2 separate regions of the Homo sapiens genome follow, and region 2 is linked to region 1. Evidence: read pairs that join two places in POLR2A ChIA-PET (ENCODE). Cell type or tissue: HepG2. All regions are shown on one strand. Each heading gives the region's core, and the rest is flanking DNA. Links, peaks and the distances in the headings are about the cores only.

The links. ChIA-PET counts read pairs that join two places held together with the same protein. Peaks named below come from ENCODE experiments on the same cell type or tissue, not always from the same donor. Only the 100,000 strongest peaks of a DNase experiment are listed, where the experiment ranks them.
Region 2: POLR2A ChIA-PET joins it to region 1 with 21 read pairs; 20 of 35 experiments call an interaction of 5 or more read pairs at or near these places.

What each region holds. Positions count from the first base shown.
Region 1 is chr19:47,182,169-47,197,692 of GRCh38, forward strand. SAE1 (SUMO1 activating enzyme subunit 1) reads left to right here. Exons shown (of 9, transcript NM_005500.3): 7 at 15,065-15,209. Among named protein-coding and RNA genes, the nearest start is that of MIR3190, 37 kb to the right of the region's middle. RefSeq lists enhancers at 4,585-4,854, 6,922-7,688. In HepG2, for the core only: no CTCF peak of the experiment used is centred there; DNase peaks (open chromatin) are centred at 7,423 and 8,303; H3K4me3 peaks cover 1,622 bases.
Region 2 is chr19:47,124,854-47,140,377 of GRCh38, forward strand. SAE1 (SUMO1 activating enzyme subunit 1) reads left to right here and starts at 5,982. Exons shown (of 9, transcript NM_005500.3): 1 at 5,982-6,175. The coding sequence starts at 6,078. RefSeq lists enhancers at 5,756-6,370, 6,063-6,302, 10,474-11,244, 11,245-12,014. In HepG2, for the core only: a CTCF peak has its summit at 6,017 (motif pointing right); a DNase peak (open chromatin) is centred at 5,888; H3K4me3 peaks cover 2,914 bases.

The DNA of each region.
Region 1 (15,524 bases), core at 5,097-13,096:
TAAATGACGTTGTCTTTGGATGCCGGCTGGATTTGGTGATTAGTTCTCTTCAGAAGAAACTTCTTATTTTAGAACTTGTAACCTTTGCAAAGCAGGCCATAGGCAGCCATCGCTATTTGGGTATGACATTCCCCAGTGGGTTTTTGGTGTCCAGTAATGACAAAAACTGCTGAGAAAGAGACAGCCACAGGGAAATGGGTTCCGATAATGGGGCAGCAGCTGAGTGCTTGTTGATTTGCTGCTGTCATGACCACAGATGTTTAAAAATAATTTGTAAGGAAAAAGAAAAAAGCGTAGTGTGTGTGTGTGTGTGTGTGTGTGTGTGTGTGCGCGCACGCACGCGCGCGCGCACACCACTGCCTTATCAGTGGTAGAGAATGCAGACCACAGTCATTCAGAAAGGAAGAAGGCACCACCATGGAAACAGGAGAGGTGAGGAGAAGGGCAGAGGTGACCCACAAATGCGGCTCAGTGCCTTACAGCAGAGAGCTCATGAGAGAACAGAACTGGTTAGTCACCGACTCTGCTCCTCGGTCTGCAAGAGAGGTTCAGCACCAAGTCTATACTACACAGTACTGGAAGGATTAGATGAAGGCCTGGCACACATTGTGAATTAATAGTTACTGGTTACAGGCGGGGTGTGGTGGCTCAGGCTTGTAATCCCAGCCCTTTGGGAGGCCAAAGTGGGAGGATTGCTTGAGGCCAATAGTCCAAGACCAACATGGGCAACATAGCAACACCCTGTCTCTTTTTTTGACTGTTTTTTTGAAACAGTCTCGTTCTGTCAGCCAGGCTGGAGTGCAGTGGCACAATCTTGGCTCACTGCAACCTCTGCCTCCCAGGTTCAAGCAATTCTCCTGCCTCTGCCTCCCGAGTAGCTGGGATTACAGGTGCCTACCACCACGTCCGGCTAATTTTTGTATTTTTAGTGGAGATGGGCTTTCACCATGTTGGCCAGGCTGGTCTCAAACTCTTGACCTCAGGTGATCCACCCACCTTGGCCTCCCAAAGTGCTGGGATTACAGGCGTGAGCCACTGTGCCTGACCGGTTCACGTACTTTACATGCATTGTGATCATATTAAATCTTCATGACAGCCTTACTAGATCAGGTCTTGTCCTGTTTTCACATGAGGAAATTGAATCTTGGAAGGGCTAAGTCATTTGTCCAGGGTCATCACACGCAGTAAGTGTTAGAGTCTAAACGAGCCAGAGCTGTCACACTGTCATCCCCAGGGCCTTGTGTTTAAGCATCGCCCAACAAAGTGCTCAGTCAGACTTTAATTATTAGCATTACTAATAATACCATTATGATGATTATTTTGTCTAAACTTCACAGGCACCTCGTGACATTTTCTTATTCCACTTTTGCAGATGGGAAACTGAGGCCCACCAAGATCAGATTACAATAATGGGCAACATTGTCAGCAACCTGCCTTGCTTTTTTTCTTAGCAGGCCCACATCTCCCCCACTCCCCCACCCACTTGGCAGTAGCCTGTGTTTGAGCTGCTCACAGGCCCCAAGGCCCAGCTGCAATTCTTGTTTAAAGCCTCACATCTTTTCTCTGACTGTCAGACAACAGTCACGGGAATGTCCTGTGCCATCTTCCCTCGGCAAGAGGGGTTGGCAGAGAGCAGCAGATGCCTAGAGTCAAGGTCATGTGCTGCTCAAGTGCTGGGCTGGAGACAAGACCCTCTCTCCCTGCTGCTTGTGACCAGGCAGGGTGGCTCTGAATGTAGAGGGCTCTGTCAGAACAGTTCTGTGACCAGAGGGTGTGGTTGGCAAAGCAATGCATTAGGGGCCCATGGAAGTTTATTCTTGTTGTCCACATTATTTCCCTGTGACTTTTAGATTTTTTTTTCCTTTTTGTAAATTAGTTTTTTCATACTAGTTAGAATGTTTCACCTTAAAGGTGAGAGTCAAGCTCTGGAATCGCCTGACATTTTTAAGGAAAGGAATAGAATATTGGGCTGGGGCTAGTCTGAAATGGTGGTTTGTATTATTTTAAATTGATGGGCTCTGGGTTAGGGGAGCCAAATCCATTTTAAAGTGATTTTTGTAAAAATTGGCATGTCTTCTGTTTCTTCTCTTTTCCAAAGGTGACACTATAACGTAGAGGTTAAGAATGTGGTGACTTTTAAATCCGTCGTGACCATAAGCCTCTCCTAAGCCCCAGTTTTCCTACCACTAAAATGGGGGTGGTAACAGTTGTACCTACCTCATTCTGTCTTTTTTGTTTTTTGCTTGTTTGTTTGTTTTTTAGATGGAGTCTTGCTCTTGTCGCCCAGGCTGGAGTGCAATGGTGTGATTTTGGCTCATTGCAACCTCCACCTCCTGGGTTCAAGCGATTCTCCTGCCTCAACTTCCCGAGTAGCTGGGATGACAGGCACCCGCCACCATGCCCATTTAGTTTTTGTATTTTTAGTAGAGATGGGGTTTCACCACGTTGGCCAGGCTACTCTTGAACTCCTGACCTCAGGTGATCCACCCACCTCAGCCTCCCAAAGTGCTGGGATTACAGGCGTGAGCCACCACTGCCGGCCTCGTTCTGTCGTATTTTTTTACGTAGGAGAGCTCAGTCTGAATGTAGGATATGACATGGTTGTGGGGTTTTTTTTGTTTTTGTTTTGTTTTTGTTTTGTTTTGTTTTGTTTTGTTTTGTTTTGTTTTGTTTTTGAGACAGTCTCACTCTGTCCCCCAGGCTGGAGTGCAGTGGTGTGATAGCTCACTGAAACCTCTACCTCCCAAGTTCAAGCGATTCTCCTGCCTCAGCCCCCAAGTAGCTGGAATTACAGGTGCCCACCACCATGCCCAGCTAATTTTTGTAGTTTTAGTAGAGATGAGGTTTCACCATGTTGGCCAGGCTGCTCTCGAACTCCTGACCTCGGGTGATCCACCCGCCTCGGCCTTCCAAGTACTGGGATTATAGGCGTACTTGGAAGGTACCATGCCCGGCCATTATATGCTTTTTAAAAAAACCTAAATGTTGCAAAAAACATGTGTCTAAAATCTCTGTTTCAACATAGTTTTTTAATAGCCATGTAATATTCCATTCTGTCAATATGTCTTTATATGTGGTACAGACTGAGTGTCTAAATCCAAGAACCCAAAATCTGAATTTTTTTTTATTTTTCATTTTTATTTGTTTACTTATTTTTGAGACAGAGTCTTGCTCTGTCACCCAGGTTGGAGTGCGGTGGTGTGTCGGCTCACTGCGACCTCCACCTCCCAGGTTCAAGTGATTTTCCTGCCTCAGCTTCCCAAGTAGCTGGGATTACAGGTGCCCGCCACCATGCCTGGCTAATTTTTTGTATTTTTAGTGGACACGAGGTTTCACCGTGTTGGCCAGGCTGATCCTGAACTCCTGACCTCAAGTAATCCTCCCACCTCTGTCTACCAAAGTGCTGGGATTACAGGCTGAGCTACTGCGCCCAGCCTATTTTTGTTTTTTTGAGACAGAGTCTCACTGTGTCTCCCAGGCTAGAGTACAGTAGCCCCATCTCTGCTCACTGCAACCTCCGCCTCCTGGGTTCAAGTGATTCTCCTGCCTTAGTCTCCTGAGTACCTGGGATTACAGACGTGTGCCACCACACCCGGCTAATTTTTGTATTTTTAGTAGAGACAGGGTTTCACTATGTTGGCCAGCCTGATCTTGAACTACTGACCTCAAGTGATCCACCCATCTCAGCCTCCCAAAGTGCTGGGATTACAGGCATGAGCCACCGCACCAAGCCCCCAAAATCTGAAATGTTTTGAGTGCCGACATAACACTCAAAAAAATGCTTATTGGCCCCGGGCGTGGTGGCTCATGCCTGTAATCCCAGCACTTTGGGAGGCCTAGGTGGGTGGATCACCTGAGGTCAGGAGTTCAAGACCAGCCTGGCTAACATGGTGAAACCCCGTCTCTACTAAAAATACAAAAATTGACCAGGTGTAGTGGTGGGTGCCTGTAGTCCCAGCTACTAGGGAGGCTGAAGCAGGAGAATCACTTGAACCCAGGAGGCACAGCTTGCGGTGAGCCGAGATCCCGCCACTGCATTCCAGCCTGGGCAACAGAGAGAGACTCTGTCTCAAAAATAAAAATAAAAAAAAAATAATAAAAGCTCATTGGAGCATTTTGGATTTGGGATTCTTAGATTTGGGGTGCTCTATTGGTAAGTACAATGCAAATATTTCAAAATCTGAAAATACCCAAAATTCAAACACTTCTGCTCCCTGACATCCTGTGTAAACAACACTGCAGTGAACATTTATAGGTAATTCATTCAGCGGGTAAGGGTCAGGACCTTTTATAGGGATCCTTAATACCACATTTTTACATGGTTCATTGAGCATTCGTGCTCCCCTCTGCTGTGGGTGAGGGTGCAGGTCCCTCAGCCTTCTTGCTTGGGTTGAGTCATCCTGGTCTTTAATTTGGTAAGCAAAAAATGGCATCTTGTTTTTGAGCTCGTTTCTGAGAAAGTGCATGCTCCTTTTCCCCATCAACAACTTTCATCCGGCGCCTCGGAACCTCTTCAGTAGAGAGTGAGATGCAAATAGCGAGGCACAGCTTCTTTCCCTCTTCTGAGCTGATGCCTGGTGAGGTCATAGACTGGGTTTCATTGCAAAGACGAAAGCGTGGGCAGGACTTTTGGAGCACAAAAAGGGGCATTTCAGAGTAGTCTTCATGGGCGGCCACTCCAGAGGTGAAGTTTTCTAGAGAAAGACATGAAAGTACTGTGTGGCTGTGGCGACAGACAGAGGCTTACGAGCCTGCCCTCTAGAGACTGTGAGCTCCGCGTGTGAGGGCAAGGCCTGGGGCTGTCTGGGTCGCTTCTGGGTCCCCACCACAGCTAGCATAGGGTAGGGGTGGAGGGGGGGTGCTCAGGAAGTGATTTTTGAAGAGTGGATGACTGAATACATGCACACACATACTTTTAAGTTTCTGGGTTAAAGAGGAAAACAGAATGAGGTAAACAAAGGAAAGTAATGTGGAGGTGAACTGAGCAGATGGCAAGATGCCGTGAATGGTTAGAGGCCAGGAGAGCCAGAATCAGAGTGGCTTCCGTGAAGTGTCCCTACCTCCTCCCCCAGCCCAGCTATGTCACTCCTCTGAGCTTCACACCTATGGACTGTTCTGCACCCTAGCCCTCAGATGCAACGGTGAAAGTGGGACTCCTATTGGGTTTCCCTGTTGAGGACAGACATGGTGCCCTGTGTATCTGCTGCTGCTTTTTTCTTTTTTTCTTGCTGAGTATTCCATGTGTAGCATGTTTGTAACACTTGATAAGAAACAGAACCATCCCAGATAGCTTGAACACTTTTCAATTCAGTCAGTAACAGACCAGGTCTGCTTTGGATTTCCAGGAGCTTGTGTCACTTTATTTTTTTTCTGAGCCAGGGTCTCGCTTTGTCACCCAGCTGGAGTGCAGTGGTGCAATGTCAGCTCACCACAGCCTCTGCCTCCTGGGTTCAAGCAATTCTCGTACCTCAGCCTCCCAAGTAGCTGGGACTACAGGTGCCTGCCACAACACCCGGCTCATTTTTGTGTTTTTAGCAGAGACGGGGTTTCACCATGTTGGCCAGGCTGGTCTCAAACTCCTGACCTCAGTTGATCTGCTTGCCTTGGCCTCTCAAAGTGCTGGGATTACAGGCGTGAGCCACTGCACCCGGCCTCTGGATTGCCCGGCCTGTGTCACTTTGTCATGAGCCCTTCTCCCCTAGTTATCCTTTATTCTTCAAACAGGCTTCCTGTGTGACATATTTTTTGAGTGCCTGCTATGGGGCAAGCCCTGTGCCAGGTGTTCAGTATAGAGTAGTGACATCGCCTTTGCCCCACAGAGCATAAAAATCTAATGGAGGAGACAAGCCAGTCCTTGTGCTAGTTCATTTCCACAGGTGAATATAAAACCACAAACTGGGCAGGGCATGGTGGCTCACGCCTGTAATCCCAGCACTTTCAGAGGACAAGGCAGGTGGACAACTTGAGCTCAGGAGTTTGAGACCAGCCTGGGCAACATGGTGAGACCTCGTCTCTACAAAAAATAAAAAATGAACCACCAGGCATGGTGGTGCATGCCTGTAGTCCCAGCTATTTGGGAGGCTGAGGCAGGAGGATCACTTGAGTTCAGGAGGTCCAGGCAGCAATGAGCTGAGATTGTGCTGCTCATTCCAGCCTGGGTGACAGACTGAGGCCATGTCTCAAAAAAAAAAAAGAAAAAAATAATCACAAACTGTGAGTAAGGTATCTAAGGGAAAAAACTGTGCTGGGAGTGAATGTCAGGAGACAGGGAGATCTGAGGCAGTATCGTGTCCAGAGCCCACAGCTGAATTAATGGTAATGCAGGTAAATGAGCTACTGTGTGACACAGGTTACCACAGCAAGTGTATCGGCTTTTCTAGGGCGAGTGTGAGCTGGGTTTCTGGACTTTGCTTAAGAGCAGTGACAGACCTGGAAGATACTGCCCCAGGCACTCTTGGGTGCTTTACATGTATTGGTTCATTTAATCTTTAAACCCCACAAGTGCCCTTGGGATTCCCATTTTGCAGAGGAGGCTCAGGGTCCTTGTCACTTGCCCAAGGTCACAGTAAGTGGAAGAATAGGGAGTCTAGAGCTGTGCTCTTCGCTGCTGCCCTCCAGTTGGAAAGCTGTCCAGGCCAGGGACAGGCTTTGCAGAGAGAAGGTACAGAGGACGGGACAGGCAAATATTCAGAGACTATGAGGACTGAGGTGGTTCTGCCAACTGTGGAGGGCCTGGTCACTTGACAAGGCACCTCATTGCACCCCCCTGAGGCTCTCTCAAAGCCCCTTTTCGAGTTAGGACATTGTTATCTCCTGTGTAGTTTTTGTTGATTGCCCTCTGAAATGCTGTGAGAGGGTAGACCATCCATTCTGCCCTCGCCTGCCCAGCCCAGCACCTGGCACAGTCATTGCTCAGTGTATATTTATTGAATGAACAATTGACTGAATGTCAGGCCCAGGGCTTTGCCTTAGGAAACAGGCTGTTGGATAAGAGGTAGTACTACCATACTTTGCAATTTTTCTGGAAATTTATGTCACCTGGGAGTGGAGCAGATTACCAGGCTGTTTCCAGAGATAGCGACTCTCCATAAAGTGAGCCAACCTGGGGGCTGGGCGCAGTGGCTCACGCCTGTAACCCCAGCGCTTTGGGAGGCTGAGGCAGGCGGATCACGAGGTCAGGAATTTGAGACCAGCCTGACCAACATGGTGAAACCCCATCTCTACTAAAAAATATGTATATAAATGAGCCGGGCGTAGTGGTGCGTGCCTGTAATCCCAGCTACTCAGGAGGCTGAGGCAGTAGAATCGCTTGCACCTGGGAGGCGGAGGTTGCAGTGAGCAAAGATCGCGCCACTGCACTCCAGCCTGGGTGACAGAGCGAGACTCTGTCTTAAAACGAACAAACAAAAAAAACAAAAGTGAGCCAACCCTGGGGAGGAGTCTACGTTCAGCTGCAGGGAGCCAGGGAATTGGGGCCGAGGTGTCTGGCACAGAAAAGCTTTGGGCCTGTCTCAGGTAAATGAAGTTTTGATATAGATTCAACTCCCCTGCCCCCCACAATTGAACTGTTTTTGGGGGCCAGCAATTAGGGGCTAATTTGTGACAGTGACTTTATTTTCTTCCTACTAAAGTACTGGTTTATTCGGTGGCCTTGGTGATTAGATTTAGGCATAATAGTTAAATGTAATAGAAGTTTATGTAACAAACAGTGATTAATAATGTTGCTGTCCAGATTCCCGTTATAGCGCTAACCTGATGTTATGAACTGAGATTAAATTTGAATTTGAGTGCTTACATTATTTTGTAAAGGTGGTTGTATATTCACATATCCACAGTTTTTTCTATAAATAACGTGAAACCGTGCTTGGTTTCTCTTTTCCAAAGTTTGCCTTTTCCATTACATGGGCAAGTCCTGAACCTAAGCCGAGACACTAGTCCATCATCTCCAGCAATGAATGTCATCCCCCCAGACTTCAGCATCCTGAGTTAATTAAAAGGTGCAGATGAAGTTAATCAAGTTTGGAACTCTAATTTTGTGCAGTGTTTTGATACGATTTGATGAGTCATCTTTTGGTAGAGCACCTCTCTATCCCTGACAGTGTTTGATCTTAACGGAACAGTTTTATAATGTGTAAACTGGTGGGAGGTGCTCTTCAGAAATGCAGTCAACAGTGGTATGTGTGCGTGTTTGGCTCTTGGGGCGGGGCGGAAAGCAGAACAAAGGAGAATTTAATAAGCGAGAACTTGTCAGGGGCTAGGGTCAGTTCTGAGGCTGCTGCCTGTCAAGAACATGGCTTTCTTCCTGCCCCCCTCCACTGCTGCTAACTGGAGTCTGACCTTCGAGAAAGAGTGAAAAAAGACAGCTTCTGTTTGTTTTGCTGCAAGTAAGTGGCTGGACTGATTGGCCCCCTTCCCAGAGGCCCTGCAAGGACTTCAGATGTGGTCAGCGAGGTATGTGGATGGTGCCAGCCTGCCGGCCCTCGTCCAGCCAAACTGCACCAGGAACAGGCAAGGGTCCCAGAGAAACAGCGGGGTCAGCTGCTGCCGCCTTTGCTCCTGCTCTTAATGCTGTCCTATTTCTTCCTAAGAGGAAGCTGGTTTACTCTCTCAAGATTGATGGGCAAAGTTTTATATGACCACGGTCTCCACTTCTCACCCACTGAACTTACAGCTTGAAATTAACAGAGGCGAGGCCCATCTGGAAAAATGCATTTGACAAAAACTTGATCAAATGGGGGATCCCCTGAGGTGGGTGGCAAAGAACCAGACCACTTGGAATCCTAGGTGCTGTGTCCCTGTATGGACCTGCTGTTTCTTTTGGATTCCATTAGGGTTAAGAAGCACAAATTCTGAAGCTAGATTTGAGTTTACATTTCTGCTCCAGTACTTGGGAGTTACAGTGACCAAGTCATTTAATGTTTCTGAACTTCAGTTTCCTGATCTGTAAAGTAGGATGGGTAGGTTGGGCGTAGTGGGTCATGCCTATAATCCCAGCACTTTGGGAGGCTGAGGCAGGAGGATCACTTAAGGTCAGAAGTTCGAGACCAGCCTGGCCAACATAGTGAAGCCCCGTCACTAGTAAAAATACAAAAGTTATTTGGGCGTGGTTGTGGGCGTCTCCAGCCTGGGTGACAGAGTGAGACTCCATCTCAAAAAAAAAGAAGAAAAACAAAAACAAGTAAATAAATGAATAAAAATAAAGGAATCCAGCCATCTGTTAGTATAGCCAAAGCAGAGGATATTGCATCAAATGTTAAACGCTAGTCCTGTCAGTCACTCCTGAGAGAACAGGGCAACAAGACCCAGAAAGGGTATCAACACTGCCTGAGCAGATGGAGGCAAAGCTGTGCATGGGCTGCTTATAGGGCACAGTCTGAGGCCTTGCAGCAGTCACGTGGAAACTGAGGCTGCCTGCTTTCCAGGTGCAAGGTGATGGACAGTGGCAGGAACCCTGTGCTAGATGACTCTTGTGCGATCTTATTTCTTTGTTACTGGGACACAAGCACCAACTGTCACAAGGGACCAACAAGAGGAGGTGATTTTTTTTTTCAGCTGTTACCACAAAGCTTTTCATCTTTTGGTTTGAAAACATAGCTGTGGGAATAGGCCGGGCGCGGTGGCTCACACCTGTAATCCCAGCACTTTGGGAGGCCAAGGCGGGCCGATCACAAGGTCAGGAGATCGAGACCATCCTGGCTAACACGGTGAAACCCCGTCTATACTAAAAATACAAAAATTAGCCGGGCGTGGTGATGGCCGCCTGTAGTCCCAGCTACTCGGGAGGCTGAGGCAGGAGAATGGCGTGAACCCGGGAGGCGGAGCTTGCAGTGAGCCGAGATCGCGCCACCGCACTCCAGCCTGGGCAACAGAGCGAGACTCTGTCTCAAAAAAAAAAAAAGAAAAAAGAGAGAGAAAGAAAATATAGCTTTGGGAGCACCAAAGCCCAAAGCGTTATAGTGCCTACTATGTGTCAGGCACTATACTAAACATTTCACATGGCTTAGCACTCATGTGATCTTCACGATAACCTGGTGAGCGGGTAATTATTATCACCCTTCCTACTGGTTTGTTGTTGTTGTTGTTGTCGTCGTTGTTGTTTTGAGACAGAGTCTCGCTCTGTCACCCAGGCTAGATTGCAGTGGCACGATACCGGCTCACTGCAACCTCTGCCTCCTGGGTTTGAGCGACTCCTGCCTCAGGCTCCCGAGTAGCTGGGATTAAAAGCGTCCGCCACCATGCCCAGCTAATTTTTGTATTTTTAATAGAGATGGGGTTTTATCATCTTGGCCAGGCTGGTCTTGAACCCCTGACCTCGTGATCCACCCGCCTTGGCCTCCCAAAGTGCTGGGATTACAGGCATCAGCCACCATGCCCGGCTACTTAATTTATTTTTTGAGACAGCCTCTCTCTGTAGCCCAGACTGGAGTGCAGCGGTGTGATTTCGGCTCACCGCAACCTCTGAATCCTGGGTTCAAGCAATTCTACTGCCTCAGCCTCCCAAGTACTTGATTATAGGCACCCACCACACTTTCGGCTAATTTTCCTATTTTTAGTAGAGATGGGGTTTCACCATGTTGGCCAGGCTGGTCTCAAACTCCTGACCTCAAGTGATCTGCCCACCTTAGCCTCCCAAAGTGCTGGGGTTACAGGTGTGAGCCACTGCACCTGGCCTCCTTTATTTTATGGGACATTTTTTGAAAAGAGGCTTGGTCCAAACAGGCAGTACTTGCCACTTCTGCAGTCATTTCTCTACCCTGCCCCAAAATGGTTACTCAGTTGCATTTATTTACTACAATCGGAATACCAGCAGGACATCTACAAAAGTAGAAGTATTGGGTGGTAGCAGATCAGTGCTCTCTGGCATCCAGATCGTCTAGATGGTCACAGCCTTTTTTTTTTTTTTTTTGGAGACAGAGTCTTGCTCTGTCGCCCAGGCTGGAGTGCAGTGGCACAATCTCGGCTCACTGCAACCTCCACCTCCCGGGTTCAAGAGATTCTCCTGCCTCAGCCTCCCGAGTAGCTGAGATTACAGGCACCCACCACCATGCACGGCTAATTTTTTTGGTATTTTTAGTAGAGATGGGGTTTCGCTGTGTTGGCCAGGCTGGTCTTGAACTCCTGACCTCAGGTGATCCACCTGCCTCAGCCTCTGAAAGTGCTGGGATTACAGGCATGAGCCACCACACCTGGCCAATTGTTACAGCTTTGAGTTGACTGCCAAGTGTTGAGGTAGCATTGAGGGTTGCAGAAGCTGTGTTCTTGAAAAAGAGAAGAGAGTAACATTCTCAGAAAGCAAACAGTATTCAGAAGAGTCAATGGGTGTTCTGGAGCTTTTTTCTTTTCTTTCCTTTTTTTTTTTAAAGAAATTACCAGCTGGGTGCTGTGGCTCACGCCTGTAATTCCAGCACTTTGGGGGGCCAAGGTGGGAGGATCACCTGAGGTCAGGAACTTGAGACCAGGAATTTTTCTATTTTTAGTGAAACCCCATCTCTACTAAAAATACAAAAAATTAGCTGGGTGTGGCTGCAGGCACCTGTAATCCCCAGTTACTTGGCAGGTTGAGGCAGGAGAATGGCTTGAACCCGGGAGGTGGAGGTTGCATTGAGCCGAGATCACGCCATTGCACTCCAGCCTGGGCAACAGAGCAAGATTGTCTCAAAAAAAAAAAAAAAGAAAGAAAAGAAAAAGAAAAAGAAATTACCTCTTCTCTGATATGCAGAGCCCCGTCTATACTGGACAGGTGGAAGTTACCAGAGAAATACAGGCCAGGGGCCTTTGTCTGACATTGGCACTGAGAAAAGCATAGCCCAGAAGCAGGGTGTGTCTTTTTTTTTTACCTGGGCATCTGTGGTTTGAGATCTTCTTGGAACACTTTATAACCCATTTCTGAACGTCTCCCAGGCTTCAGTGGAGCCACCTGTTGTAGCTTCTAAAACTGTGTCCTCCTCAGTTGTTCTCCCACCCATTGCCTTCACAGATGCAGAGACCAAGATTCACTCACTCGCCATTGGACCTTTAGCACCCAGGTCTGTCTGGCACAAAGTAAGTGCCAGGCTGGTGGAGTGAATGAATTCTACTTAGAGAATGGCCCTCAACACAGGCTGCTCATTACCAAAACTATTTGGTCTTTAAAAAGTGTGACTCTGATGCTTCAGTCTGGGGTGGGTACCAAATACTTGTATTTTTTAAAGAGCCTCACAGCAACTTGAATTTACCTTAATTTTTATGTAGGAACCCTTGTCCTGGTAGAGAGTATAATTTGCTGAATAAGTCTACTTTTTCAATCAACATATACGGAAGAGATATCAATGAAAGAACTGACAAACTGTAAAGCCCCCTCTCCAGGTGTAAAGCACTCAGGGCTTGGGCCTAGAAGCTGATCCATGTCTCTGTGTCTGTTCTGAAATAGCCTGTGTGATGTGGGAGAAAGAGTATTGTCCTTAGAGACAAGGCTCGAGACTGGCTGTGCCCTTTCCTTGGGCAGTATGTAGGGAACAAGAATGCCTGCCCGCCCGCAGGCAGGTTACCTGTGGACAAGGTGTAGTGGGCAGTTAGAAGGTGTTGGTATGTTAATCAGTCTTTTTTTTTTTTTTTTTTTTGAGATGGAGTTACGCTCTATCGCACAGGCAAAGTGCAGTGGCGCGATCTCAGCTCACTGCAACCTCCCAGGTTCAAGTGATTCTTCTGCTTCAGCCTCCCAAGTACCTGGGACTACAGGCGTGCGCCACCACGCCTGGCTAATTTATGTATTTTTTTAGTAGAGACGGGGTTTCACCATGTTGGCCAGGCTGGTCTCTAACTTCTGACCTCGTGATCTGCCTGCCTCGGCCTCCCAAAGTGCTGGGATTACAGACGTTACAGACGTGAGCCACCACACCTGGCCAGTCTTTTTTTTTTTTTTTCTGAGATGAAGTCTCACTCTGTTGCCCAGGCTGGAGTTCAGTGGCACGATCTCGGCTCACTGCAACCTCTGCCTCCCGGGTTCAAGCGATTCTCCTGCCTCAGCCTCCTGACTAAGTGGGACTACAGGTGCCTGCCACCACGCCTGGCTAATTTTTGTATTTTTAGTAGAGACCGGGTTTCACCATGTTGGCCAGGTTGGTCTCGAACTCCTGACCTCAGATGATCCACCCGCCTTGGCCTCCCAAAATGCTTGGATTACAGGCGTGAGCCACTGCACCCAGCCTAATTAGTCTTTTGCTCCTATTTGTCTTTATTTGGGATAAAAGTTATAGCCTTGTTGGGGTCTTCTTACACAGTAGTTCTGACTCACAGCCATCATCTGAACCTTTCCTCTGGTTCACAACCAAAATTAAACATCCATTTATGGGGATTGAGATAGTTTTCATAGTAAAGGAAGTTTTGTTTGTAATGACCTTCCTGTTTGATGGGTCTAAGTATATGGCTGGCCCTTCTGGCTAAAGCAGGCTTTAAACTGGTCCTGCCTAGAATGTGTACCTCCCACTCCTTATCATCTCTCTTCTAGGTCCCTTCCCCTTTCCCTTTCCCTTCCCCTTCCCCTTCGCTTCTTCCTTCCCTTTGTTCCTTTTCCTTTCCTTTTTTTCTTCTTTTTTTTTTTTTTTTTTTGACAGGGTCTCACTCTGTCACCCAGGCTGGAGTGCAGTGATGAGATCTCTGCTCATGTAGCCTTGACCTTCTGGGCTCAAGTGATCTTCTGCCTTGGCCTCCTTAGTAGCTGGGACTACAGGCACCACCATACTTGGCTAAATTTTTTTTTTTTTTTTGGTAGCAGTGAGGTCTCACTATGTTGCCCAGGATTATCTCAAACTCCTGGGCTCAAGCGATCCTCACGCCTTGGCCCCCCAAAGTGTTGGGATTGCAGATGTGTGCCATCACACTCTGCCTCTTCCGGGTCTTTTTTTTTTTTTTTTTCCCAGACGGAGTCTCGCTCTGTTGCCCAGGCTGGAGTGCAGTGGCACGATCTTGGCTCACTGCAACCTCTGCCTCCTGGGTTCAAGCGATTCTCCTGCCTCAGCCTTCCGAGTAGCTGGGATTATAGGTGCCTGGCTAATTTTTTTTATATTTTTAGTAGAGACGGGGTTTCACCATGTTGGTCAGGCTGGTCTCAAACTCCTGACCTCGTGATCCTCCCACCTCGGCCTCCCAAAGTGCTGGGATTACAGGCGTGAGCCACCGCGCCTGGCTTTTTTTTTTTTTTTTTTTTTTTTTTTTTTTTTTAATTTTACTTTTTTGAGACGGAGTCTCACTCTGTCACCCAGGCTAGATTGCAGTGGCACAATCTTGGTTCACTGCAACTTCCGCCTGCTGGATTCAAGTGATTCTCCTGCTTCAGTCTCCCAAGTAGCTGGGACTACAGGCACGTGTCACCACACCTGGCTAATTTTTGTATTTTTAGTAGAGACAGGGTTTCACTATGTTGGCCAGGCTGGTCTCGAACTCCTGACCTTGTGATCCACCTGCCTCGGCCTCCCAAAGTGCTGGGGTTACAGCTGTGAGCCACCGCACCCGGCTCTTCCAGGTCTTAATAGAGCCTTTTTCCTCTACTGAAAGCTTCCACTGCTTTCTGCCCCCTTCAAACTCATATATACTTCATTGAATTGTTTCCTCGGGGAAGCCTTCCTGATACCACCCTACAGAGGGTGTCAGACGCCCTATTATGCTGTCACAGCACTTTTCACAGTAAGGTAAATTGCTTTTATAATTATTGGATTGCCTCTCTGACTATGTTTGTTGAATAAATAAAAAAAGGTGGCCAGGTGCCGTGGCTCACACCTGTAATCCCAGCACTTTGGGAGGCCGAGGCGGGCGGATCACGAGGTCAGGAGTTTGAGACAAGCCTGACCAACATGGTGAAAACCCGTCTCTACTAAATATACAAAAATTAGCCAGGCATGGTGGTTCGTGCCTGTAGTCCTAGCTACTCAGGAGGCTGAGGCAGAAGAATCACTTGAACCCGGGAGGCAGAGGTTGCAGTGAGCCAAGATTGTGCCATTGCACTCCAGCCTGGGCGACAGTGTGAGCCTCCATCTCCAAAAAAAAAAAAAAGTGGCTTTATAACCTGCCTTCTTTTTCTTATTCCCAGTGCTCTTAAAGTTCCGTACAGATAAAGGAAGAGATCCCAGTTCTGATACATATGAGGAAGATTCTGAGTTGTTGCTCCAGATACGAAATGATGTGCTTGACTCACTGGGTATTAGTCCTGACCTGCTTCCTGAGGACTTTGTCAGGTTGGTGTCAGTATTTATCACTGTTTAGTCTGGACAGATAAAGTTTGTTTTCAGGATTTGCCTTAATTTGACAAGCTCTTTTATTAGAAACCCTTCAGAGAGCACCCTGCCACATTCTGCTCGCTCCTGTAGACTTCTGCCTCTCCACTAGAATAGCAATATATAAAAAATAAAGAGGGGACAGATTCTGATTTTTACAATAAGTATCTTATATTCACGTGGTTCAAAATTCAAGGCAATGTAAGATCTGTAAACATTATTCTCTACCTTTTTTCACTTTATGTGATCTTGTTATCTCTTGGGGACATCTCCAGA
Region 2 (15,524 bases), core at 2,708-10,707, 60 kb before region 1:
CCTCGTGATCCGCCTGCCTCGGACTCCCAAAGTGCTGGGATTACAGGCATGAGCCACCACGCCCAGCCAGAATTTTTTCTTTTTTCTAGAGAAGGGGGTCTCCGTATGTTGCCCAGTCTGGTCTTGACCACCTGACCTTCATTGATTTTCCTACGTCGGCCTCCCAAAGTGGTGGGATTACAGGTGTGAGCCACTGCCACCGGCCAGTAATTATGCTGATGAAAGACCTGTTTTTTCTCCAGTTCCTGGGATGGCTCTAGGGAGGGTTATTTACACTGTGAGTGAGGAGGCATTCACAGAGAAGTTCCTCCAGAGTGTGGAAGAAGCACTACCATTTGGCACCAACGCCTGGAGAACAAAGGAGGAGACCATTGGCCAAAGAGAGGCATTTCCATTTTGTTGGAACCTGCTGACCACCAACCCATAGCATTTTTTCCCTTTCTTCCTTGCTAATCCAATCGCAGATTCATTGAGGAGGTGAGAGGTCCTGAGATCCAGGCTGGAAGAGGAGTGATTGGTCTACCTGGTTCTCAAGGGATAATGTTGCCCCCTAGAGGACATTTTGGAAATTATTAAGGAAAATTAACGACTGGTTTTTTGGTTGTCATCTGGTTCTCAAGGGAACAGTATTGCTTCCTTGGGAGAATTTGGAAACTTACCTTTTTTCATCGTCACAATGGTGAAGGGTTTGTTACTGGGATTAGAGGACAAGGACCAGACATGCCAAGATGTTCTACAATATAGCATTCCTAATTAATAATCACCTAATGAATAAAGCTCAGATAGCACTTAAAAAGTGGGGAAAGGACTGTTTATACTAAATTATGCTAAGCTGTAACACTGAACTATTCCAGTTCTTTTGAAATTGTTTACATAGCAAAATCATAGTTGACTCCTGGCCATTTAAGACTTATGCCACCACTCTTGGGATAGTGAAAATGTTTTGCAACTAGATTGAGGTGGTGATTGTATAATATGGTGAAAGTACTAAAAGCCACTAAATTGTGCACTTCAAAATGCTGCCTAATTTTATATTATGTGAATTTCACCTCAATAAAAATGTCTTTTTTTTTTTTTTTTTGAGAGGGAGTCTTGACCTGTTGCCAGGCTGGAGTGCAGTGGCGCAATCTCAGCTCACTGCAACCTCCACCTCTCAGGTTCAACCCATTCTCCTGCCTCAGCCTCGCAAGTAGCTGGGACTACAGGTATGCGCCACCACACCCAGCTAATTTTTTTGTATTTTTAGTAGAGACAGGGTTTCACCATGTTGACCAGCATGGTCTCAATCTCCTGACCTTGTGATCCACCTGCCTCGGCCTCCCAAAGTGCTGGGATTATAGGTGTGAGCCCCCGGGCCCAGCCAATAAAAATGTTTTTTTAAAAGGATGCATATTTCCAAACATGAGACTATACCATCACATTTAATTTTTCCCAGAAACTATAAAAAGTAGAAGTGAAGAGAGGAAAGGGAGACACTTTTAGACCTTCAATGAGTCTGCAAGTACAGGAGAAAATAATTTATGCAGCAATTAGCTTTATTTTCAGGGCTCTTTTTCTTTTCTTTTTTTTTTGTTGAGACGGAGTCTCGCTCTTTTGCCCAGGCCGGAGTGCAGTGGCGCTATCTTGGCTCAGTGCAAGCTCTGCCTCCTGGGTTCATACCATTTTCCTGCCTCAGCCTCCCGAGTAGCTGGGACTACAGGCACCCGCCACCATGCCCAGCTAATTTTTTGTATTTTTAGTAGACACGGGGTTTCACCGTGTTAGCCAGGATGGTCTCGATCTCCTGACCTCATGATCCGCCCGCCTCTGCCTCCCAAAGTGCTGGGATTACACGCGTGAGCCACCGCGCCTGGCCAACAAAGTGATCATTTTACAAGAGTTATGGCATAGTCACAGGTAAGAACCTGGGTCACTGGGTCACTCCCTAACCAATTACGAATTACTATATGCCATGGACCTTCAGGATTACTTTCTTTTTTGTTTTGTTTTTGTTTTTTTTTTTGAGACAGAGTCTCGCTCTGTCACCCAGACCGGGGTGCAGTGGCGCGATCTCAGCTCACTGCAACCTCTGCCTCCCGGATTCAAGCAATTCTCCTGCCTCAGCCTCCCGAGTAGCTGGGATTACAGGCATGTGCCACCACGCCTGGCTAATTTTTTTGTATTTTTAGTAGAGACCGGGTTTCACCATATTGGCCAGGCTGGTCTCGAACTCCTGACCTTGTGATCCACCCACCTTGACCTCCCAAAGTCCTGGGATTACAGGCGTGAGCCACCGCGCCCAGCCCAGGATTACTTTCTTTCTTTCTTTTGAGACAGAGTTTTGCTCTTGTTGCCCAGGCTGGAGTGCAATGGCACAATCTCGGATCACTGCAACCTCCACCTCTCAGGTTCAAGCGATTCTCCTGCCTCAGCCTCCCAAGTAGCTGGGATTACAGGCATGCGGCACCATGCCTAAAATTTTGTATTTTTAGTAGAGATGGGGTTTCTCCACTTTGGTCAGGATGGTCTCGAACTCCCGACCTCAGGTGATCCGCCCGCCTCGGCCTCCCAAAGTGCTGGTATTACAGGCATGAGCCACCGTGCCTGGCCTCTATTTTTCTTTCTATAATCCATGTACATTTTCCTTTAATAATATAAGGCAACTAAACAGCACTTTATTTTCAGAGGCTTATCTAAAAGATACTTGACACAGCCCTTTGCAGCTGGGTCATTCTCTGAATTCTAAATGTCGTTTCCTGCACAAAGTGGTTATTTGATCTTGTAACTGGCATTTTCCCCGGAGATTAGGAAGTGGCACACCAAAGTGCAAAAAACTTTGGAATCAGAACTTTAATTTTTAATCTTTATTTTATTTATTTATTTATTTTTGTGACAGAGTCTCGCTCTGTTGCCCAGGCTAGAGTGCAATGGCAAGATCTCCACTCACTACAAACTCCACCTCCCGGGTTCAAGTGATTCTCCGCCTTCAGCCTCCTGGGTAGCTGGGATCACAGGCGCACACCACCACACTCGGCTAATTTTTGTATTTTGAGTAGAGATGGGGTTTCACCATGTTGGCCAGGCTGGTCTCTAACTCCTGACCTCAGGTGATCCTCCCGTCCATGCCTCCCAAAGTGCTGGGATTACAGGTATGAGTCACTGTGCCCGGCCTAATTTTTATATTTTTTTGTAGAGACGGGGTCTGGCTGTGTTTGACAGCCTCAAACTCCTGGCCTCAAGTGATCCTCTCAAAGTGTTGGGATTACAGACATGAGCCACAGTGCCTGGCCTATTGAAAGCTTTTCCATCATAATAGGTCCTTCCCCCCAATGCTTGCAGCAAGTCAATAGTAGGAGACCCCAGGTTGCAGCAGAGAAAGAGGTTTAATCATAGGGGCCACTGAAAACCAAGAGAGGAGATGGAAGGAACCACGAATCCACTTCCCCAGGGAGTTCGGGGCTTTTTAAGGGTTTTGGAGTGGGTTGAAGTGTGGAGGTCATTGGTTGGTTGAAGTGTGCAGGGTGAAGTAATGAAACAGGGAGTTGAAGAAACTCTATTCTCCTGTCGATTTGGTTCCTCTGCGGGGTCTTCACACTGGTTGGTATCAGCTGTTTTGCTGGAATTCAGGATCTGAAAAATATCTTAAGCTTTTTTTTTTTTTTTTTTTTTTTTGAGACAAGGTCTGTTGTCCAGGCTGGAGTGCAGTGGTGCCATCATAGCTCATTGCAGCCTCTAACGCCTGGGCTCAAAGGATCCTTCCACCTTAGCCTCCCAAGTAGCTGGGATTACAGGCACGCACCACCACACCCAGCTAATTAAAAAATTTTTTTTTTTGTAGAGACAGGGGTCTTGTCATGTTGCCCAGGCTGGTCATGAACTCCTGACTTCAAGTGATTTTCCTATCTCAGTCTCCTAAAGCGCATGGATTACAGGCATGAGCCACCATGCCGGGCGCTAAGCAATTCTTATTATTTATTTATTTATTTATTTATTTATTTTTTTCTGAGACGGAGTCTTGCTCTGTTGCCCAGGCTGGAGTGCAGTGGCGCGAACTCGGCTCACTGCAAGCTCCATCTCCCAGGTTCATGCTATTCTCTTGCCTCAGCCTCCTCAGTAGCTGGGACTACATGCGCCTGCCACCACGCCCGGCTAATTTTTTGTAGTTTTAGTAGAGACAAGGTTTCACCATGTTAGCCAGGCTGATCTCGAACTCCTGACCTCGTGATCCGCCCACCTCTGCCTCCCAAAATGCTGGGATTACAGGCGTGAGCCACCACCTCCGGCCTAAGCAATTCTTAAATAAAAATCTATGATTCCGCCAGGCATGGTGGCTCACACCTGTAATCCGTGCACTTTGGGAGGCCGAGGCGGGTGGATCACAAGTTCAGGAGTTCGAGACCAGCCTGGCCAACATGGTGCAATCCCTGTCTCTACTAAAAATACAAAAGTTAGGTGGGCATGGTGGCTTTTTTTTTTTTTTTTTTAGACGGGAGTCTCTGTCATCCATGCTGGAGTGCAGTGGCAGGATCTTGGCTCACTGCAACCTCTGCCTCCCAGGTTCAAGCGATTCTCCGGCCTCAGCCTCCCAATTGGCTGAGACTACAGGCGTGTGCCACCACGCCCGGCTAATTTTTTAGTATTAGTAGAGATGGGGGTTTCACCATCTTGGCCGGGCTGGTCTCGAACTCCTGACTTCGTGATCTGCCCTCCCTGGCGTCCCAAAGTGCTGGGATTACAGGCATGAGCCACTGTGCCCTGCCAAAAAGCCTATGATTCTAACATCAGAAATCCTTCCACCTCAGCCTCCCACGTAGCTGGGACTATAGACTCAGTACCACCACACCAAGCTAATTTTTGTATTTTTAATAGAGATAGCGTTTCCCTATATTGACCACCTGGGGCCATCCCTGGTTTTTTTTTTTTTTCCCTTCCTTCCTTCCTTTCCCTCTCTCTTTCCCTCCCTCCTTCCTTCCTTTCTTTCTTTCTTTCTTTTTTTTTTTTTTTTACAGAGTCTTGCTCTGTTACCCAGGTTGGAGTGCAGAGGCATGATCTTGGCTTACTACAACCTCCGCCTCCCGGATTCAAGCAATTATCCTACCTCAGCCTTCCAAGTAGCTGGGACTACAAGTGTGAGCCACCATGCCCTGCTAATTTTTTTATTTTTACTAAAGACGGGATTTCACCACATTAGCCAGGCTGGTCTCCAACTCCTGATTTAAAGTAATCTGCCTGCCTTGGCCTTCCGAAGTGCTGAGATTACAGGTGCGAGTCACCGTGCCTGGCCTATTCCTGTTTTCTTAACGCTCCTCTCTCCCACTGGGCCGTGACTGCCTCTAAGGCAGAGATGTGTTCATTTTTATTATTATTGTATGTCCAGGGCTGGGCACAAAGTGCAACACATAGTAGGGACATGAAAGGCTGGGCACAGTGGCTCATGGTTGTAATCCCAGCACTTTGGGAGGCAGAGGCGGGAGGATGGCTTGAGGCCAGGAGTTGGAGACCAGCCTAGGCAACAGAGGGACCCCATCTCTATGAAAAAAAAAAAAAAAAATTGACAGTTCAATGTCACCTCTGATAAGCCTTCCCTGACCACCCCTGTTACTCTGTAGCCCCATGTCCTGCTTTATTTTTCTCCAAAGCATTTATCATCGCTGGGTTTATATTTATTTCTCTTCGGGCTTTTCTCACTGGATCGTAAACTCCATGAGGACAGGGCTTTGTCGATTTCACTCAATACCGTTATTTTACAACATCCCTATTGCTGGGATCTCAGTATGCACTCCTTAAATATTTGCAGAATTTAAGTGCCACATAAGTGACCACGTGGGCAACGCCCTCGGGGCCTTAAGCCGCGCCATTTTTGGGGCTAGGATTGGTTGGACCCTCCGTCACGTGACATGCAGTCGCCGGATCGCCTTTGAGTCTCGTGAGGTACTTTTGGTCCCAGGCTCCGCGGACGAGGTACTGCGCAGGCGTGGGAGGGTCTGCGCATGCGCAGAAGCACTCCGGGCGTGCTGCCGGCGGCGGTAGGTGGCGCGCGGGTCCGGCGGGCGGTTGGCTTGAGCGGGACCGGAGCTGAGGCAGGAAGAGCCGGCGCCATGGTGGAGAAGGAGGAGGCTGGCGGCGGCATTAGCGAGGAGGAGGCGGCACAGTATGACCGGCAGATCCGCCTGTGGGGACTGGAGGCCCAGAAACGGTCAGGGCCGGCGCGGCTTGAGGCCGCTAGGGTCTGGAGGGGGCGTCTATTCTGAGGCGTTTGCGGCCCGGAAGGAGCGGGAAGGTGTGATTTGAAGGGAGGAGGCGGGAATTCTGTGCTCTGGGATCGTCTCTCTCTTGGGGGGACTGGAGGAGTTGATTGGGGATGTTTCTGGAAGGTCTGGGAAGTGGTTGGGAGGGCCGTTCCGAAGGATGGGAGCTCTGAAGGGGGCGTTGGGGAGTCCTGAGAGAGCGGGAGAATTCAAACTCAGGAAATCCGAGGCCCGAAAGCGGTGATTGTGGGGTTTGATCGCGGTTAGGGGATAAGAGGGGCTGGGGATACGTGGAAAGGGTGAGGTGAGGGACGCAGTTCATTCATTCGAGGGTATGGGACCTGGTTCCGTGCTGCACACAGGGGAGACTGGACTGGCCAACCGGACAGACGGGAGCTTACACTCTTGTGGGAGCTCACGGGCGGGCCAGTCTGAGAGAATGCGGGTTTTGAGGAGTTTTGGAGCAAGTTATCTCAAATGGGAATCTTGAGAGGCTCGGAGAGGCTGGAGGGGGACGGCCGTAGGCTCCCGAAAAGGTTGCTTGTGTTTGGTATGGGGCTGTGTCTTGATAGGACAGGAGACGTAGTTTGGGCATTGTGGAGTAGCTTAGGGAATTCTTTTTTTTTTTTTTTTTTTTTTTGAGATAGTCTCTCTCTGTCGCCCAGGCTGGAGGGCAGTGGCGCGATCTCGGCTCACTGCAACCTCTGCCTCCCGGATTCAAGCGATTCTCCTAACTCAGCCTCCCGAGTAGCTGGGATTATAGGGGCCCGCCAGCACGCCCGGCTAATTTTTGTATTTTTAGTAGACACGGGGTTTCGCCATATTGACGAGACTGGTCTCGATCTCCTTACCTCAAGTGATCCACCCGCCTCGGCCTCCTGAAGTGCTGGGATTACAGGAGTGAGCCACCGCGCCAGGACGTCTTTTGTTTTGTGCAGTTGGGTGACCTCGGTTCACTGCAGCCTCTGGCCTCCCGGGTTCAAGACTTCCTCTCACCTCAGTCTTCTGAGTAGCTGGGATTACAGGCTCGCGCCACCATGCCTGGCTAATTTTTGTATTTTTAGTAGACATGGGTTTTCACCATGTTGGCCAGGCTGGTCTCAAACTCCGGACCTCAAGTGATCTGCCCGCCACAGCCTCCCAAAGTGGTTGGATTACAGACGTGAGCCACTGTGCCCAGCTTGTTTTTTTTTTTTTTCTTTCTCTGTGGCCCAGTGGAGTGCAGTGGTGGGATCACAGCTCACTGTAGCCTCAACCTCCAAGGCTCAAGGGATATTCCCTCTTCAGCCTCCCAAGTAGCTGGGACTACAGGCGTGCCCCACCACATCATCCGACTAATTTTTGTTTTTTTTTTTTTTTGTAGGATGGGGTTTTGCCATGTTGCCCAGACTGGTCTTGAACTCCCAAGCTCAAGCGATCCTCGGCCTCAAGAGATCTCCCCCCATCTCAGACTCCTAAAATGCTGGGATTACAGGCATGAGCTACCATGCCTGGCCTCATTGATCAATATTTTTACTTAGCCTGGACGCAGTGACTCACACCTGTAATCCCAGCACTTTGGGAAGCTGAGTTGGGGGGAGGGGACCTCTTGAGCCCAGGAGTTTGAGACTAGCCTGGGTAATGTTGCCAAACCCAGTCTCTACAAAAAAATACAAAAATTAGCCAGGCATGGTGACATAAGTTTATAGTCCCAGCTTGTCAGGAGACTGAGGTGGGAGCATCACCTGAGCCCCTGGGAGGTGGAGGTTGCAGTGAGCCATGATCACACCACTACACCCCAGCCTGGGTGACAGAGTGAGGCCCCGTCTCAAAAAAAAAAAAAAAATCCACAAGCGTGTGTATATGTGTCAGTTATTAAAGGATGGTGAAGTGAGAGGGTTGTTTTGATAGGTTGGCCAGGGAAGGGCTCTGAAGAGGTAACATTGAGCCTCAGACTTATATGGGAAAGAGCCCTGTGGTCATCTGGGAGAACTTTCCTAGCTAAGAGAACAGCAAGTGCAAATTCCCAGAGGCCCAGGCATGATTGTCAAATTAGAGAAATAAGGTGGCAGGAACCAAATGATTTGAGGAGTAGCTTTTATTCTAAGTGTGTGGGAAAACCTGTTGGAGTGTTTTGAGTGTGGGAGTAACATGATCTGTTTTTTGTTTGTTTTTTGAGACGGAGTCTTGCTCTGTGGCCCAGGCTGGAGTGCAATGGCACGATCTCGGCTCACTGCCATTGCAGTGAATCCGCCTCCCAGGTTCAAGCGATTCTCCTGCCTCACCTTCCTGAGTAGCTGGGACTATCGGCATGTGCCACAACACCCGGCTAATCTTGAGTATTTTTAGTAGAGACGGGGTTTCACCATGTTAGACAGGATAGTCTCGATCTCCTGACCTCGTGATCCGCCTGCCTTGGGCTCCCAAAGTGCTGTGATTACAGGCGTGAGCCACTGCGGCCTGGCCTGGTTTGTGTTTTAAAATGATCGCTCCAGAATAGGTTAAAGTGGTCAGAAATGGAAGTAAAGATTCTGGCTGGACTGTTGCAGTAATCCAGTTGAGATAAAAATATTGGTGGCTTGAAACTCAAGAGAAGGGGTCAAATAAATATATTCTGGATATATTTTGAAGGTAGAAGAGGGAACAGAATTTGGGGCAGAAGTCCAGGATGACACCACTGTTTTTGGCTTGAGCACCTACCTGGAACGATGGAATTGCCATTTTGAAAGATATGGAGAGCTGTAGGTTTGGTGGGGTCGGGGAAGAGTCAGTTCTCTTTTAGGTTTCAGATTTGTTTTTTTTGTTTGTTTTTTTTTTTTTTGAGACGGAGTCTCACTCTGTCGCCCAGGCTGGAGTGCAGTGGCATGGTCTCGGCTCACTGCAACCTCTGCCTCCCAGGTTCAAGCAATTCTCCTGCCTCAGCCTCCCGAGTAGCTGGGATTACAGGCGCCCGCCACCATGCCCAGCTAATTTTTGTATTTTTAGTAGAGACGGAGTTTCACCGTGTTGGTCAGGCTGGTGTTGAACCCCTGACCTCGTGATCCACCTGCCTCGGCCTCCCAAAGTGCTGGGATTACAGGTGTGAGCCACCATGCCCGGCCTCAGATTTGTTTTTTTATACAACTAAGTAGAAATATGTGAGGGGTTGAGTTCAGAGGTAAAATTTGGGTGATGGTGGGTATTGTGTGAGTACAGAGTATAGAATTAATGGAGGGGTTGGGGAGGCAGACACGTCAGGAGAATTTAGTTTGAGGGGGTGGGAGCTTTCAGAAGGTTTTAGAGGGTGCAGTGGTGGGATGGGAATTACCTCAGGCTCATTTCAGATCTGTGGGGTCTTCTTTGATGGGGTGGGGGGATGTCATCATGAGGCATTAACATTGGTGGGAGGGTTGAAGGCACCTGGAATAGATTGGGAATTAAGTGATGAGAATGTGCCTCTGGACATAGGTGGACTGCATTGATTTTAGGGACTGCTATTTTCTGGATGGAGTGGAAAGAGGATTTATGTGAGTTGGAGGAAACTTTGAGGAAGCTTGGTGTGTTCTGAGATCCTAAAGGGTTGGGGAGGGGATTCTAAGGTACTGGAAGGGTTAATCGAAGGGGTTTGCGGCAGCAGATAGCTTTGTTTGAAGTGGGGCAAAGTTGGTGAGGTTTAAACTGGAATGTAGTTAGGGAACTTTCAGAGGGATGGGGATGATTTTTCTGAGAAGCAGTGAAGAATGGATGGGGGCCTCTGAGTGGGAGATGACCTAAGGGACAAGTCAGGGTCAGGGCATGGAATTTGTGGGAGGTAGGAATTATTCTGAGGGAGTGGAGCTGTACCAAATTTGGTGGAGAACATGAAAAGGATTGGCTGGGGGTTGCAGGAGGGAGGGAAGAGGTTGTTTGTAATTTGTACTCTATTTTTAGACAGTCTTAGAGAGTTTATTAAAGTGTTTTTTGTCCATTTTCAGCCGAGGTTTTTAGAAATTAAAAATTTTTTTGTGTGAGTACATAGTAGGTGTATACATTTTGGGGGTATGTGAGATACTTTGATACAGGCATACAATGGGTAATAATCACATCAGGGTAAATGGGGTATCCACCACCTTAAGCACTTATCCTTTGTGTTACAAACAATCCAATTATATTCTTTTAGTTGCTTTGAAATGTACAACAAATTATTGTTGACTGTAGTCACCCTGTTATGCTATCAAATACTGTATCTTATTCATTGTATTTAATTATATTTTTGTATCCATTAGTCATCCCTCCTTCCCCTCCACCCCCCACTACCCTTCCTAGCCTCTGGTAACCCTCAGTCTACTATCTGCATGAGTTCAATTGTTTTAATTTTTTTAGTTCCCACAAATAAGTGACAGCGTGCAAAGTTTTCTTTCTGTGCCTGATTTATTTCACTTAACATAATAACATCCAGTGCCCTCCCTGTTGTTGTAAATGACAGGATCTCATTCCCTTTTTTTTGTAGACAGGGTCTCTCTGTCGCGCAGACTAGAGTGCAGTGGTGTGATCACAACTCACTTCAGCCTTGACTTCTTGGGCTCAGGTGATCCTCCCACCTCAGCCTCCCGGTAGTTGTGACTATAGCACGTGTCACAAGCCCAGCTAATATTTTAGTACAGGTGGGGTTTCACCAGGCTAGTCTCCAACTCCTGGGCTCAAATAATCCTCCTGCCTCCCTGCAAAGTGCTGGGATTAGAGGCGTGAACAGCAATGCCCAGCCTTTGTACCACAATTTCTATTTTTTTTTTTGAAACGGAGTCTCGCCGTGTCGCCTAGGCTGGAGTAGGCTGGAGTGCAGTGGCGCAGTCTTGGTTCACTGCAAGCTCCGCCTCCCAGGTTCACGCCATTCTCCTGCCTCAGCCTCCCTAGTAGCTGGGACTACAGGTGCCCGCCACCACGCCCGGCTAATTTCTGTATTTTTAGTAGAGACGGGGTTTCACCTTGTTGGCCAGGATGGTCTCAATCTCCTGACCTCGTGTACCACAATTTCTTTATCCATTTGTCTGTTGATAGACATATGGGTTGCTTTCAAATCTTGGCTATTGTGAAGAGTGCTGCAATAAACATGGGATTTATTGCAGTTTTTTTTCTTTTGAGACCGAGCCTCGCTCTGTTGCCCAGGCTAGAGGACAGTGGCACGATCTCAGCCCAGTACAATCTCCACCTCCCAGGTTCAAGCGATTCTCCTGCCTAAGCCTCCCAAGTAGCTGAGATTACAGGCACCTGCCACCACGCCCGGCTAATCTTTGTATTTTTTAGTAGAGATGGGGTTGCTGTGTTGGCCAGGCTGGTCTCAAACTCCTGGCTTCAGGTGATTGGCCCTCCTTGGCCCCCCAAAGTGTTGCAATTACAGGCGTGAGCCACCACACCCAGCCTGATTTATTTTCATTTGGGTATATACCTAGCAGTGGGATTGCATTTTTACCCGAGTCTTTTTTTTTTTTTTTTTTGAGACGGAGTTTCGCTCTTGTTACCCAGACTGGAGTATGGTGGCGTGATCTCAGCTCACCGCAACCCTTGCCTCCCAGGTTCAAGCAATTCTTCTGGTTCAGCCTCCCAAGTAGCTGGGATTACAGGCGTGTGCCACCATGCCCGGCTAATTTTGTATTTTAGTAGAGACGGGATTCCTCCATGTTGGTCAGGCTGTGAACTCCTGACCTCAGGTGATCCGCCCGCCTTGGCCTCCCAAAGTGCTGGGATTACAGGCATGAGCCACAGCCCCCGGCCTTCACCTGAGTCTTATAGCAGCTCTCTGGAGTCGGAAGGGCAGTGATTTCCTTCTCTGTTCAGATGAGGAAGGAGGCTCCACAGAGCAAATTGACTTGCCTCTAAGAGGGCTCTAGGTGGGATAGGAGGGTTCTAGGTGGGATAGGAGAACTCTGGAGACTGGAGTTCCTTTATGAAACAGAAGCCCTGGAAATGGGCAGGCTGATAAAATGTACAAATTGTGGGGCATTTTATAAGACAGTTATCCTACTTCTCTTCCAAAAGTCAGTTTCATGGGAAAAATAAGTGAAGGGACTGTTGTGGATTAAAAGAGAGTAAAGGCCGTCACAGTGACTCAGCCTGTAATCCCAGGACTTTGAGAGGCCGAGGTGGGTGGATCACCTGAGGTCAGGAGTTCGAGACTAGCCTGGCCAACATGGTGACCGTCTCTACTAAAAATACAAAAAAAATTAGCCAGGTGTGGTGGTGGGTGCTTGTAATCCCAACTACTTGGGAGGCTGAGGCAGGAGAATTGTTTGAATCCAGGAGGCAGAGGTTTTAGTGAGCCAAGGTCACACTATCGCACTCCAGCCTGGGTGACAAGAGCGAAACTCTGTCTCAAAAATAAATAAATAAAATAAAATAAAGTAAAGAAGCAGCTTCCTAGAGCAGATTTGGTTGCTTAAATTGAGGCCAAGTTTCTGGAGTTTTTATTGATAGTTGACAATTACAACTAAAATTTTTTTTTCTCGCTCTGTTACCCAGGCTGGAGTGCAGTGACGCAGTGACGTGATCTTCAGCTCACTGCAACCTCCACCTCCCGGGTTCAAGGGATTCTCCCGCCTCAGCCCCCAAGTAGCTGGGACCACAGGCGTATGCCATATCACTCAGCTAATTTTGTGTGTGCATGGCGTATGCCGTAACACTCAGCTGATTGTGTGTGTGTGTGTGTGTGTGTGTTGTTTTTTTTTTTTTTTTGTGATGGACTCTCACTCTGTCGCCCAGGCTGGAGTGCAGTGGCACAATCTTGGCTCACTGCAACCTCCGCCTCCTGAGTTCAAGCGATTCTCCTGCCTTAGCCTCTGGAGTAGCTCGGATTACAGGCGCGTGCCACCACACCTGGCTGATTTTTATATTTTTAGTAGAGACGGGGTTTTACCATGTTGGCCAGGCTGGTCTCAAACTCCTCACTTCAAGTGATCTGCCCACCTCGGCCTCCCAAAGTGCTGGGATTACAGGCGTGAGCCACTACACCCGGCCTATGTGTGTGTATTTTATTTTTTTATTTTTTTGAGACGGAATTTCTCTCTTGTTGCCCAGGCTGGAGTGCAATGGCGTGATCTAGACTCACTGCAACCTCTGCCTCCCGGGTTCAGGCAATTCTCCTGCCTCAGCCTCCTAAGTAGCTGGGATTACAGGCGCCTGCTACCGCGCCCAGCTAATGTTTGTATTTTTAGTAGAGACCAGGTTTCGCCATGTTGGCCAGGGTGGTCTTGAACTCCTGACCTCAGGTGATCTACCCGCCTCAGCCTCCTTAAGTGCTGGGATTACAGGCATGAGCCACTGCGCCTGGCCAGAAGTTACCTTCTTTGTGCCTGTTTTCTCAGCTGCAAAAGAGGGGTAACAAAGTGCCAGCCCATTAGATTGTCATGGGAATTAAATGACATAATACATACAAAGAGCTTAGTAGAACAGTGCTTGGCACATAGTAAGTGTTAGATAAATGTTGGCCATTATTATTTTATTATGTACCAGATTTCTATAATTCTGCTGATGGACACAGGTTTGTTTTGGTGTGTCTATTAATTCACAGCCATTTGAGTAACAGTATGTCCTAAATGCCAAGGAAGTTACTGGTTCTAGTGATACAGTGGTTTCTGGAGTTTACATTCTAATGGAGGAGGGGGCAGTAAACATATAAACAAGTAGTGTAGCTTAGCACAGTGGTGTGTGGCTGTGATCCCAGCTACTGGGGAGGCTGAGGTTGGAGGATCACTTGAGCCAGGCAATTGAGACTAGCTTGGGCAACTTAGTGAGGCCCCATTTCAATCAAAACAGTGGGCAACACAGACCCCATCTTAATCAAAACAAAAACAAGTAGCATAATTCGAGATAGAAGAGGATGTGGACCTATTTTAAATTAGGTGGCCAGTATGGACTTCTCTAAGGAGGTGACAATTGAGCTGAGACCTAAAGAATGTGTCCCTTAAGAAGTTGAGGGAAGAAGCAATGGGAAGCACTAATGCCAAGGTCCTAAGGTGGGAGCAAGGATGGGAGCAAGGATGATGTTCTCTAGGATCAGCCTCCCGAGTAGCTGGGACTACAGGCACGTGCCACCACGCCTGGCTAATTTTTGTATTTTGAGTAGAGATGGAGTTTCACCATATTGGCCAGGCTGGTCTCGAACTCCTGACCTCAAGTGATCCGACCGCCTCGGCTAATTTTGTGTATTTTTAGTAGAGACGGGGTTTCACCGTGTTAGCCACGATGGTCTCCATCTCCTGAACTCATGGTCCTCCCACCTTGGCCTCCCAAAGTGCTGGGATTACAGGCGTGAGTCGCCGCGCCTGGCACACCCAGCTAATTTTTTTTTGTTTTGTACAGATGGAGTCTTACTTTGTTGCCCAGGCTGGTTTCGAACTCATGGGCTCAAGTGATCCTCATGCCTTGCCCTCCTAAAGTGCTGGGATTACAGGTGTGACCCACTGCGTCCAGCCTGCTGTAGTTTTGTCGGAGAGAAACGATGGTGGCTCAGACTAGAGTGGTGTTTGTGGAACTTGAGGGAAGTAGATGGACAATGCTGCTGTGAATGTGTATCTTTTTTTTTTTTTTTTTTTGAGACAGAGTCTCACTCTTGTCACCCAGGCTGGAGTGCAGTGGCGCGATCTCGGCTCACTGCAAGCTACACCTTCCGGGTTCACACCATTCTCCTGTCTCAGCCTCCCGAGTAGCTGGGACTACAGGCACCCGCCACCACTCCCGGCCAATTTTTTTTTTTTTTTTTTTGTATTTTTAGTAGAAACGGGGTTTTACCATGTTAGCCAGGATGATCTCAATCTCCTGACCTCGTGATCTGCCCGCCTTGGCCTCCCAAAGTGTTGGGATTATAGGCGTGAGGCACCGTGCCCTGCTGAATGTGTATCATTTTTGTGCCCACTTGGGTATTTCTTTTTTTTTTTTTTTTTTTGAGACGGAGTCTCGCTCTTTCGTCCAGGCTGAAGTGCAATGGTGCGGTCTCGGCTCACTGCAACCTCCGCCTCCCGGGTTCAAGCGATTCTCCTGCCTCAGCTTCCCGAGTAGCTGAGATTACAGGCGCCTGCCACCACTCCCGGCTAATTTTTTTTTTTTTTCTTTTTGAAACAGACCCTTGTTCTGTTGCCCAGGATGGAATGCAGTGGCGCCATCTCGGCTCACTGCAAACTCCACCTCCCGGGTTCACGCCATTCTCTTGCCTTAGCCTCCCGAGTAGCTGGGACTACAGGCGCCCGCCACCATGCCCAGCTAATTTTTTATATTTTTAGTAGAGATAGGGTTTCACCTTGTTAGCCAGGATGGTCTCGGTCTTCTGACCTCGTGATCTGCCTGTCTCGGCCTCCCAAAGTGCTGGGA